Linked DNA regions of Homo sapiens: region 2 is linked to region 1. The links are chromatin loops, found by intact Hi-C in ENCODE. Cell type or tissue: HepG2. All regions are shown on one strand. Each heading gives the region's core, and the rest is flanking DNA. Links, peaks and the distances in the headings are about the cores only.

The links. Peaks named below come from ENCODE experiments on the same cell type or tissue, not always from the same donor. Only the 100,000 strongest peaks of a DNase experiment are listed, where the experiment ranks them.
Region 2: it touches region 1 in a loop (20-fold over the local background); 1 of 110 quality-filtered maps calls a loop at or near these places.

What each region holds. Positions count from the first base shown.
Region 1 is chr19:35,493,345-35,498,713 of GRCh38, reverse strand. DMKN (dermokine) reads left to right here. Exons shown (of 16, transcript NM_033317.5): 16 at 1,176-1,494. It overlaps LOC124904703 (a long non-coding RNA gene), which reads left to right and starts at 2,266. Exons shown (of 2, transcript XR_007067242.1): 1 at 2,266-3,323; 2 at 3,524-4,122. RefSeq lists an enhancer at 2,922-3,868. In HepG2, for the core only: a CTCF peak has its summit at 3,176 (motif pointing left); a DNase peak (open chromatin) is centred at 3,153; H3K4me3 peaks cover 398 bases.
Region 2 is chr19:35,417,613-35,422,981 of GRCh38, reverse strand. No RefSeq gene overlaps it. Among named protein-coding and RNA genes, the nearest start is that of LINC01531, 15 kb to the right of the region's middle. In HepG2, for the core only: a CTCF peak has its summit at 2,434 (motif pointing left); a DNase peak (open chromatin) is centred at 2,461.

The DNA of each region.
Region 1 (5,369 bases), core at 255-5,254:
GAGTGTCAGAGTGAGCCGACCCAGGCCACATCCTGGCAGTGGAGGCACAGTCACCCGGGGCAGGGCCAGGATCTTGGTATATCCTCAGATCTCAGTGGGCAGCGACATGAAGTCAGGTATGCTCTGGGTGCGTGCTCTAAAGGTGATAAGGAAGAGGGGACCTCATGGTGGGGTGTGGAGAAAGACCCATAATAAAGTGATCTAGGGCTGGGTGCAGTGGCTCATGCCTGTAATCTCTGTGCTTTGGGAGGCTGGGGTGGGAGGATCACTTGAGTCTGGGAGTTTGAGACCAGACTGGGCAATATAGCAAGACCCCATCTCTAAAAGAACAAAACAAAACAAACCAAAACAAAACAAACCATTCCAGCCTGGGAAACATGGCAAAACCCCGTCTACTAAAAATACAAAAAATTAGCCAGGTGAGGTGGTGCATGATTGTAATCCCAGCTACTCTGGAGGCTGAGGTGGGAGAATCACCTGAGCTTGGGAGGTTGAGGCTGCTGCGAACTGCGATTGCACCGCTGCACTCCAGCCTGGGCAATCACAGTGAGACCTTGTCTCAAAACAAACAAACAAACAAATGAAAAACCTTAGCCAGGCATGGTGACACATGCCTGTAGTTCTAGCTACTTGGAAGGCAGAGGCAGGAAGATCGCTTGAGCCCAGGAGTTCAAAACTGCAGTGAGCTATGATCACACCATTGCACTCCAAGTCTGGGCAACAGAGGGAGACCCTGTCTGGAAAGAAAGAGAGAAAGAGAGAGAGAGAGAAAGAGGGAAAGAAAGCAAGCAAGAGAGAAAGAAGAAAGAAAATGACCTAGGACCCTCGGAAAGCACCTTAGGGTGGGACCACATAGGCACAGCTCTGAGAAGATGGTGTTCTAGATGGAGCACAGGGACCGGGATAGAGATGTTACAGGGGAACTGTGGAGAAAAGAGCCTCCTGGTGGAAGGGTTCAGAGGTGGGACGCAGCGAGGCTGCATGGGCGAGAGGTGATAGCTTGGCTCGGCAGAACCACAAACTCTGTTTTAGGCGGAGCAAAAGTGAGGGGCACCACAGGCGAACAGGTAGGACAGCAAAAGAATGGTGGGTGCCCAGACGCTGGGTGAAAAGATGCCCCGTTTCCGCAGGCTTAGGAGTGGCCACGTGCTACCATTTGATTTTCTTTCTTCTAGGCAATTTCTTGCAACCACCACCGAGGCCCCGAAAAGCACTGGTCGTCAGGGAGCTCCTCCCCTTGGCCCCCAGCCTGTGCCAGCCCTGGCCCGGCTGCCACACCTCTGTTTCCTAGGCTGGGGACCCAGCTTGTCTCTCCTTGTTTCTTCCCACTGCACTGTGGTGCTTCAGTGGCCACCAGCCTCGTCACATACACCAGCATCTTTCTGTACCTCCTCCCTTTGGTGACCTGAAGTCACTGTGACAGTTCTCCAGGAAGGAGGAGCTTCCTACTTTTGAGTTTCTCTGTGGAAATAAAACATGAATCTTGTTTCCCTACGACTTTCTCAAATTTTATTCTTTAATGCTATGTTGATGGCCTGGCTCAGGGAGGATGGAAGAGTGATTCAGGGGCAGCTAATCTGCCTTCTGCCTGAAACTGGTATAAAGCACAGAGGCTGAGAGAGATGAGACCTGGGTTTTATTTCTGACAAGAAGCCTGCATTGTGCCTCAGTTTCCTCATCTGTTAAAAAAAAAAATCATTGCCCAACCTATATCTGAATACCATTCTTTTTTTAGAGACTCAATCTCACTCTGTGGCCCAGGCTAGAGTGCAGTGGCACGATGTCGGCTCACTGCAACCTCCGCCTCCTGGATTCATGCAATTCTCCTGCTTCAGCCTCCTGAGTAGCTAGGATTACACGCATGCGCCACCACACCTGGCTAATTTTTGTATCTTTAGTACAGATGGGGTTTCACCATGTTGGCCAGGGTGTTCTTGAACTCCTGACCTCAGGTGATCTACCCGCCTCAGCCTCCCAAAGTTGCTGGGATTACAGGCGGAAGCCACCATGCCCGGCTTGAATACTGTTCTTTTTTTTTTTTTCTTGAGACGGAGTCTCGCTCTGTCACCCAGGCTGGAGCGCAGTGGCGCGATCTCCGCTCACTGCAAGCTCCGCCTCCCAGGTTCACGCCATTCTCCTGCCTCAGCCTCCCGAGTAGCTGGGACTACAGGCGCCCGCCACCACGCCCGGCTAATTTTTTGTATTTTTTAGTAGAGACGGGGTTTCACCGTGTTAGCCAGGATGATCTCCATCTCCTGACCTCGTGATCCGCCCGCCTCGGCCTCCCAAAGTGCTGGGATTACAGGCGTGAGCCACTGCGACCGGCCTGAGTACTGTTCTTTTTGCACTTGAAGCAGCCACAGGTGTTTTGTTGGCCTGAAAAAGCGACAATGGAAATATTCAAGTCAGGAGCAGGGGGAAAGAGGTTGTTCAAAACGGGAGGTCAGTCCCAGAAGGTCAGGGAGAGGGCAGGAAACAGGAGCGAGGTGCTGATAGAGACTGTGCTTCTCCACATGGACAGGCTGCCGTGGGGATGGGGGCGTGGTTGGGGAGACGCGCTTAGGAAGTTGGGGGCACTGGATCTAACCCAGGGCCTTATCACGGGCACTGACTGCCCTGTGTTTCCAGGATGCAGAGGGAGGGAGGCAGAACACTTCCACCCCATCACTGTACCAATGAAACAGGAGAGGCTGCGGCGCAGGCTGAGCCAGGCTTATCCCACGCTGAAGAGCCCTTGGGACTGGGCTGGGGGTCTGCAGTAGGAGCCCCTAAGTCCCACCAAGCTGGTCCAACATGCCCGGATTAAGGATCCCCCACCCCTTTGTCCCCCTGGGATCCCTGCAGGGGACAGGAAGTAAAAGGTGGACAGGAGGCGCCCTGCCAGCCTAAGTGACTCCCTCCAGGTTTGAGTTCCCTGAGGGCATGGCCCCCATCTGCCTAGGTCACTCTCCACCCACAGGACAGGCACAGGGCCTCAAACAGTGCATGTATACGTGAAAGAAACCCGGCCCAAAACTGACTTGAGGAGACCGAGCTGACCCAGTCGGCCTGCCTGGGAGGGCCGCTCCTCTGCTTGGCCTCCCTTCTCTCCTGGGTCCTGAAATCCTGATGCTGGTTTGCACTTGTCCTCCGGAGTTCAACGCCATAGGAGGGCCTTGCAGTACCTCCTAGAGGCCACAGGGGGGAGAGCGCGGGGCCCTCCCAGGGAGGACGCTCCGTCCTCGCTGCACAGAGAGCTTCCCGGAGCGTGGGTGGGGGTGGAAACCCGTGGGGAGCTGAAGTCTCCTCAGCCCAGTCACTGAGGCACCGGGGGAGACGCGGAGGTGAGCAACACGGTTCTTGGCTCGTGAGATGTTCTTGGCCCAAAGAGCTGAAAGCGGCTCTTGAAAGCTTAGAGTGACACCCGAGGCAGGCTAAGGTCCCCTGGCATGAGGGGCCCTCCAGTGAAGGGTGGGTACCCCTTTCTCCCTTCAGGGCTCCTCCAGTGACCTCCTGAATCCCCAACTTCCATCTTATTCTTTAGATCCCGTTCTTCCACAACGCCCTAGAAGGAGCCCCTGCTCGGAACCTACCACCAGCTTCTCATTAGCCCTGGAATAAAATCCCCATTCCTCACTACGGCTCTATGCGATGGGCCTGGCCTCCCTCTCTAACGTCCCTCTGGGCCTACTGGCACAGGCCATCAGGGAACATGGGCGGCTGTTACCAAGGTCTTCAGAAAGCCAGAGCTTCATCTGCTTTTAGGACTAATTTCAAATGTCCCTCCCTGGGCCACCTTTTAAAATTTGTATTTTAATAGAGACGGGGTCTTGCCATGTTGCCCAGGCTGGTCTGGAACTCCTGGGCTTGAGTGATCCTCCTGCCTCAGCCCCCTAAAGTGCTGGGACTACAGGTGCGAGCCACCGCACTCGGCCCTCAGGCCATCGACCAAGGAAACCCTGTCAGCATCATATGGCCCCGTTTTCTTCGCAGCACCTGTCCTTCTCTGAAGTCATCTTGTTTGCGTATCTATTTTTGGTTACATTATGATGTCTCCTTCGCTAGGACATGGGATCTGTAGGGCAGGTCTTTTGTCCATCTACAGCCCCCAGTACCAAGAGCCAAATAAATATTTACAAATTAGCCAATGGAGAGAGGGATTGGAATTAAGTGGGACCAATCCAGGAAGACTTCCTGGGAGAGGTTTAAGCACCGGGCACATAGGGTGGGCGGCAAAGGAAGAAACCACACCTGCTGGTGGATGAGGCTGCTTTCTTGGTTGTGACAACACCGACGGAGGGAGGAAGGGATGGGACAGGGATGCCCTGAGTTCTGCCCCCTAATACTCCACATCCCAGTCCCCTCTCTCTCCCAGGATTCCCGGCTTCCCACCTAGTGTTCGCCAAGGCCCCGAAAACCTAGTGTCTCTCTCTTGGAATCCCCACTCCCTCCCTAGACCCAGGAGGCTGGCTGCCAGGCCCTAGGTGTGTCTCACAATGGGGCAATCCAGGCTGGGCCTCGCCTCCTACCCACACTCAAGTTCTGGCAGATTTGGGGTGGGGTGGGGGCAGGCCTGTGGGAAAACAGAGGTTTACTGGTATTCTCAGTGAGGGAGCTAGGAAGTCAAGCCGACCTGGAGATGTGATGTTGCAGAGCCAGTCTCTGCGGCTGCCTGACTCCATTAACCCTCCGTGATTCATCCAAAGCTGAGCTGCGTATCGGGCAGATTTTCCTGCAGCCCATCACCTGAACTGCTGGGACCCTCTCCCAGGGAGAACTCCCTGCCCCTCTCTTTCCCCATCTGCCCAACCCAACTCAGGGAACACAAACTACTCAGGCAGCGTAGATGGAGGAAGAGGGAGGAGTTTGGAGAGAGACACTGGCTTCTAAAGTTGGCCGCTTACAGCAAAAATCACGTCAAGATGGAACTAGCTGGGCGCCGTGGCTCACTCCTGTGATCCCAGCACTTTGGGAGGCCGAGGCAGATCACTTGAGGTCAGGAATTTGAGACGATCCTGGCCAACATGGTGAAACCCCGTCTCTGCTAAAAATACAAAAATTAGCTGGGTGTGGCGGCGCACGCCTGTCATCCCAGCTACTCGGGAGACTGAGACAGGAGAATCACTCCTCCTGGGAGGTGGAGGTTGCAGTGAGCCGAGATCATACCACTGCACTCTAGCCTGGGCAACAGAGCAAGACTCTGTCTCAAAAACAAAAAACAACAAACAAACAAAACCCCAAAAAACTACCCTCAGAAGGTGCCAGGAAGATGCCAAGTGGAAACAAATCATGAGTCCAACACAGACAGCTTTTTTTCCAGCATAGGAAGAGAATTTCTTTGGTTGAGCACACAAAGCAGTTGGCCTGTGTTTAGAGGTATGATACAAAAA
Region 2 (5,369 bases), core at 161-5,160, 76 kb after region 1:
ATCCCTGCAACGAGAGCCTAATAGAGTGCTTTAGAGCACAGGAAACCTTTGAAATAGCGCCGAACTGTTGACGGAAATGTAAATTAATACAGTTATTATGGAAAACAGTACGGAGTTTCCTCAGAAAAGTAAAAGTAGCACTGCCATATGATCCAGAAATCCCCCTGCTGGGTGTAAATCCAAAGGAATTGAAATCAGTATGTCAAAGAGATGCCTGCACACCCATGTCCATTGCAGTGTTATTCACAATGGCCAAGATGAGGAAGCAACCTAGATATCCATCATCAGGTCAATCGCTAAAGAAAATGTGGGCCAGGCGCGGTGGCTTACACCTGTAATCCCAGCACTTTGGGAAGCTGAGGCAGGCAGATCACTTGAGGTCAGGAGTTGGAGACCAGCCTGGCCAACATGGTGAAACCCCATCTCTACTAAAAATACAAAAATTAGACGGGTGTGGTGGCGGGCACCTGTAATCCCAGGTACTTGGGAGGCTGAGGTGGTAGAATCACTTGAACTCAGGAGGTGGAGGTTGCAGTGAGCCAAGATCGTGCCACTGCACTCCAGCTTGGGCAACAGAGCAAAAACTCCATCTCAAAAGAGAAAAGAAAAGAAAATGTGGTGTAGATACACAGTGGAATACTAGTCAGCCTTGAAAAAGAAAGAAACCCTGTCATTTGTGGCAGCATAGATGAGCCTGGAGGGCCTTCTGCTCAGCGACATAAGCCAGGCACAGAAAGGCAAGTGCTGCATGATCTCACTTACATGGAGAATCTTAAAAAGCCGATCTAGAAGCAGATCTCATGGCGAGAAGTATGCTGGTTACCAGAGGCTGGGGGAAGGGGCTGGATGGGGAAAGGGAAGACGCTGACTGAAGACTTCAAAGTTTCAGTTAGGAGGAGTCAGCTTTAGTGATCAATTGCACATAATGGTGTTTATAATAAATAATAATGTAATGTATATTTCAAAGCCGTGAAAAGAGATTTTAAATGTTTACACTGCAAGAAAAGGATGAGTATGTGAGGTGATGGATGTGTTTAATTGGCCTGATTTAATCATTCCACGTTGTAAACATGGATCAAAACATCATATTGTATCCCATACATAGATACAATTATTATTTGTCAATTAAAATGGAACTGTGCTGAGCCCACAGTAAGTACTCCACAGTGTTTCCTGCTCCCCTAGGACCCAGGCAGAAGCACCAGCAGCTTCAATTTCCCTCCAGGATCCCGGCATTCAATCCTTTAGTGTTCCTGTCACCACATCCCACTGCTGTAGTGCAGAAAGTGCACAGGGGAGTGGAGACTGGCAGATTCAGTCGTCGTGGGGCCAGGACCATGGTGCGAGGTGCAGGCGAGCACAGGGAAAGCCCTGTTCCTGGGCCAGAGTCCAGCCGGTAGCCGCTGCCCCAGGAGAAGCCAGACTGACGGAGGCACAGACCACGAGCCACTGTGGGAGCTGGAGCAGCCTGGCCATCTCGCATAGTGGCAGTTGCCACAGCAGGTGGAGCAGGGCAGCATTCTTCCCAGGCTACACACATGGCCAAGAGGCTGGCAGAGGGACCAATGGCACAGACAGGATGCAGCTGCAGAGGACTGTCCGCCTGGAGACCTTGGATGCTCTCCTGATTGTATCTGTCAGGTTTCCCACTACAGACAGCAGACTCTCCTCTTGTCAGGTTAAGCGGAAAAGGAATTTTGTTCTTATTTATTTTATTTATTTTTTACTTTTTTTGAGATGGAGTCTTGCTCTATCGCCCAGGCTGGAGAGCAGTGGTGCGAACTTGGCTCACTGCAATCTCTGCCTTCCAGGTTCAAGCATTCTCCCACCTCAGCCTCTCAAGTAGCTGGGATTATAGGCGCCCACCATCACACCCGGCTAATTTTTGTATTTTTAGTAGAGACAGGGTTTCATCATGTTGGCCAGGCTGGTCTCGAACTCCTGACCTCAGGTGATCTGCCTGCCTTGGCCTCCCAAAGTGCTGGGATCACAGGTGTGAGCTTACCATGCCCGGCCTATTTATTTTATTTTAAAATTATTTTTATAGAGATGGGATCTCACTATGTTGCCCAGGCTGATCTCAAACTCCTGGCCTCCAGAGATCCTCTCACTTGGAGCCATCCTCCCATCTCGGCCTCCCCAGACACTGTGATTACAGGCGTGAGCCATCCCACCCAGCCTAGGAATTTTGTTTTTAAAGGGTATTAGGTAGCTTGTGGAATCTCCAGGCCAGCCAGAACACCAGGCTTGGAGGGTATGCCTGGATGATACCCTTGCAGACACCACCACCTCCACCACTGGCGCACACTCTGCGGTTCACACGCTGGGCACTGCTGCCACACCCTCGGCACCTCTCTCTGCCGCCCTGGCAGCTGGCTGTGTGCTGCCAGCTCCCTAGAGTGGCCTCCGGGCCTAACGTCACAGCTATGCTGCACTGCCCCCACCTGGGCTTGGTAACTGGCTGGACTTTGGTCACATGCCTGTGCCCTACATGGGAGCCGACTCTGAGAAAGCAAGTTTCTGCTTCTCCCTTGGGCAGGCGTAGATTCACAGGCAGGGAGTTCAGAGGTTCTGGGTGGCCAAAAAGAATGATGTAAGTCCTTGATGGAAGACGTGTGGTCAGAGCCAGGTGCAGTGGCTCAGGCCTGTCATACCAGCACTTTGGGAGGCCGAGGTTGGCAGATCATTTGAGGTCAGGAATTCGAGACCAGCCTGGCCAACATGGTGAAACCCCGTCTCTACTAAAAATACAAATATTAGCTGGGCATGGTGGTGCACACCTGTAATCCCAGCTACTCAGGAGGCTCAGGCAGGAGAATTGTTTGAACTGCGGAGGCTGCAGTGAGCCAAGATCATGCCATTGCACTCTGGCCTGGGTGACAGACCGAGACTTTGTCTCAAAAAAAAAAAAAAAAAAGGCATTAGAAACTAACTTCATCAGATTGTTTTATGACTGAGGAGTGATAATACGTGTGGAAACTTTCAAAACTGCAGAATGCACTTCTGATTGAAATAGTTGTTAAGCAGGCATCTGATTTATTGGTGCAGAGAGGGCCGTCGCCAGCATACTGGGGTGAAGTGCCATGCCTGGCCCATGGGCTGTGACTGTAACCCTTGCATGTCAGAATGTGCCTTGAATCTTCTCTGATTCATTTTTTAAAATCATAAAAGATACAATTCAGAAATGACTTTATTCTTTTTCTTTTTTGAGATGTAGTCTTGCTCCATCTCCCAGGCTAGAGTGCAGTGGTGTGATCTTGACTCACTGCAACCTCTGCCTCCCGGGTTCAAGCGATTCTCCTGCCTCAGCCTCCCAAGTAGCTGGGATTACAGGTGTGTGCCACTGCGCCTGGCTAATTCTTGTATTTTTAGGAGAGACGGGGTTTTGCCAGGCTGTTCTCCAACTCCTGACCTCAAGTGATCTGCCCGCCTCGGCCTCCCAAAGTACTGGGATTACAGGTGTGAGCCACTGTGCCCGGCCCTGGAAATGCCCCTATTCTTTATTATTATATTCTTTATCTTTTATTACTATTAACAAATTACCTAAAAAACATTTGCATTCATTGCTTCCAGGTAACAAAAAACCTTGCTTCAGCTAATTGTGCAAAAATGAGAATTTATTAGCTATGAAATTGAAGAGTTGAAAGTGGCTTCAGGAATGGTGAGATCCATATGCCGAAATGAAACTTTCAGCCACCTGTCTCCATGACTCAGCTCTGCTTCTCTATGCTGGCTTTGCTCTCAGGCAAATTCCTCCTGCGTGGTGGCGGGAAGCTCCAGGATTACCTTCTACCTTCCTAACCACCCTGTGGAAAGAGAAAGCTGCTTTCTGAATTAGTCTAGAAGAGTCTAGAAAAGATTGACTCTAGATGGACTGAGATTGCCAAGTCTGGGTTGCATGCCCTGCAGTGATAATGGGGCCAACCTCCCCTTCTCCCCCTGTCCCCCTCCCCACATCCCACAGACCAAGAGTAGAGGGGGAGTGGTTAACTAGAGGAAAATTGGGATGCTGCTACCAGAAGAAGGAGGGATGAATTCTAGGCAGGCAGCGCCCAGGTACCACTCATAGTAGGTCACTACACAGAGTGTGAGGACTGTCATATCACAGACGAGTTGAATGCCAGGGCATTGCTCCACTCTGAAGAGAAATCCAGGGAGAATAAGTAATGAGGGGAGCAGATCTGGATCCCAGTCCCACTGTTGGCAATTCCCAGCTCTGTGACTTTGAGAAAATGATATAGCATTCTGTGCTCAGGGCAATTCTCTGCTCTGTAGAGGATACCTGATTCTGCTTGGTGCCTTCCCATTTCAACCTCTGTCATCCCTCCACCAATTTCTCTTCTAGTTTTTGTTCAGTTTTCTTGATCTTTTGCTATTCTGGTTTCCCTCCCGCACTGGAAATGAAGGTGAGAAAACCTTGTTCCCCAGCAAGGTGAACCTGCAGTCACCTGGGTCTCTCATCCTTTTCCTTTCCCAGGTGAGAGCTTAGGGTGTCATCTCCCAGGACGTGCTGGGAGTATTTTAGGTATCTAGCTTCCTCCTGTTTCTAAGCAGGCAGCTCTTGGTGATCAGCCTTAAGTGGACTTTTACCAACTTGTTGAATAAGGTGCATAGATACAGCCACCTCTGCCATTTCGGGATCCCCCAGGAACCAAGAACTTTTACACTTGAGCTTGCTATGTGTCAGGAAGAGGAAGGTCAAGAGTTGAGCTGTTTCTCAGGCCGCTTAGCCCTCTGTGTTTCCCCTGAAAGTCTGTTCCCACAAATCTCATTGATCCTTTCTAGATCTCAAGCCCTGATTATTCTTTCAGACTTTGTTCTGCTTTCATAATTCATTCAGGCATTCTGTTTCATTTCCTCTCTTGGTGGATTATTCCAAAGGAGCTTGTCCACTGCCAGTTTCTCCTATGCTTCCATCCCTGCCTCTGGCTACTCTCCTTGTTTGGTCAGTTTTCCCTATTCAGGGTCAAAGTGGAATAGGTTATTTTTGTTTGCTTGTTTCTTGAGACAGGGTCTCACCCTCTTGCTCAGGCTGGAGTGCAGCGGCACAATCATGGCTCACTGTAGCCTTGACCTCCTGGCCTTAAGCAATCCTCACACCCCAGCCTCCCAAAGGGCTGGGATTACAGGCGTGAGCCCCTGTGCCTAGCTGGAATTGGTTATTTTTTTTAGCTCAGCCTCACAAAACCTCCCTAGAATCCCCGGACACATGAGCACCTAAGAAAGTGGGGCCACTTATTAAAATGTCCGCAGAGGGCCAGGGCTCCTCACACAGCCCATCATTCTCTGCAGGCAGGAGCTCTGATTCTGTCTCACACTCTGGCCTCATGTCTTGGTGTCCCATCCCCTACCTCTGCACTATTCCTGGC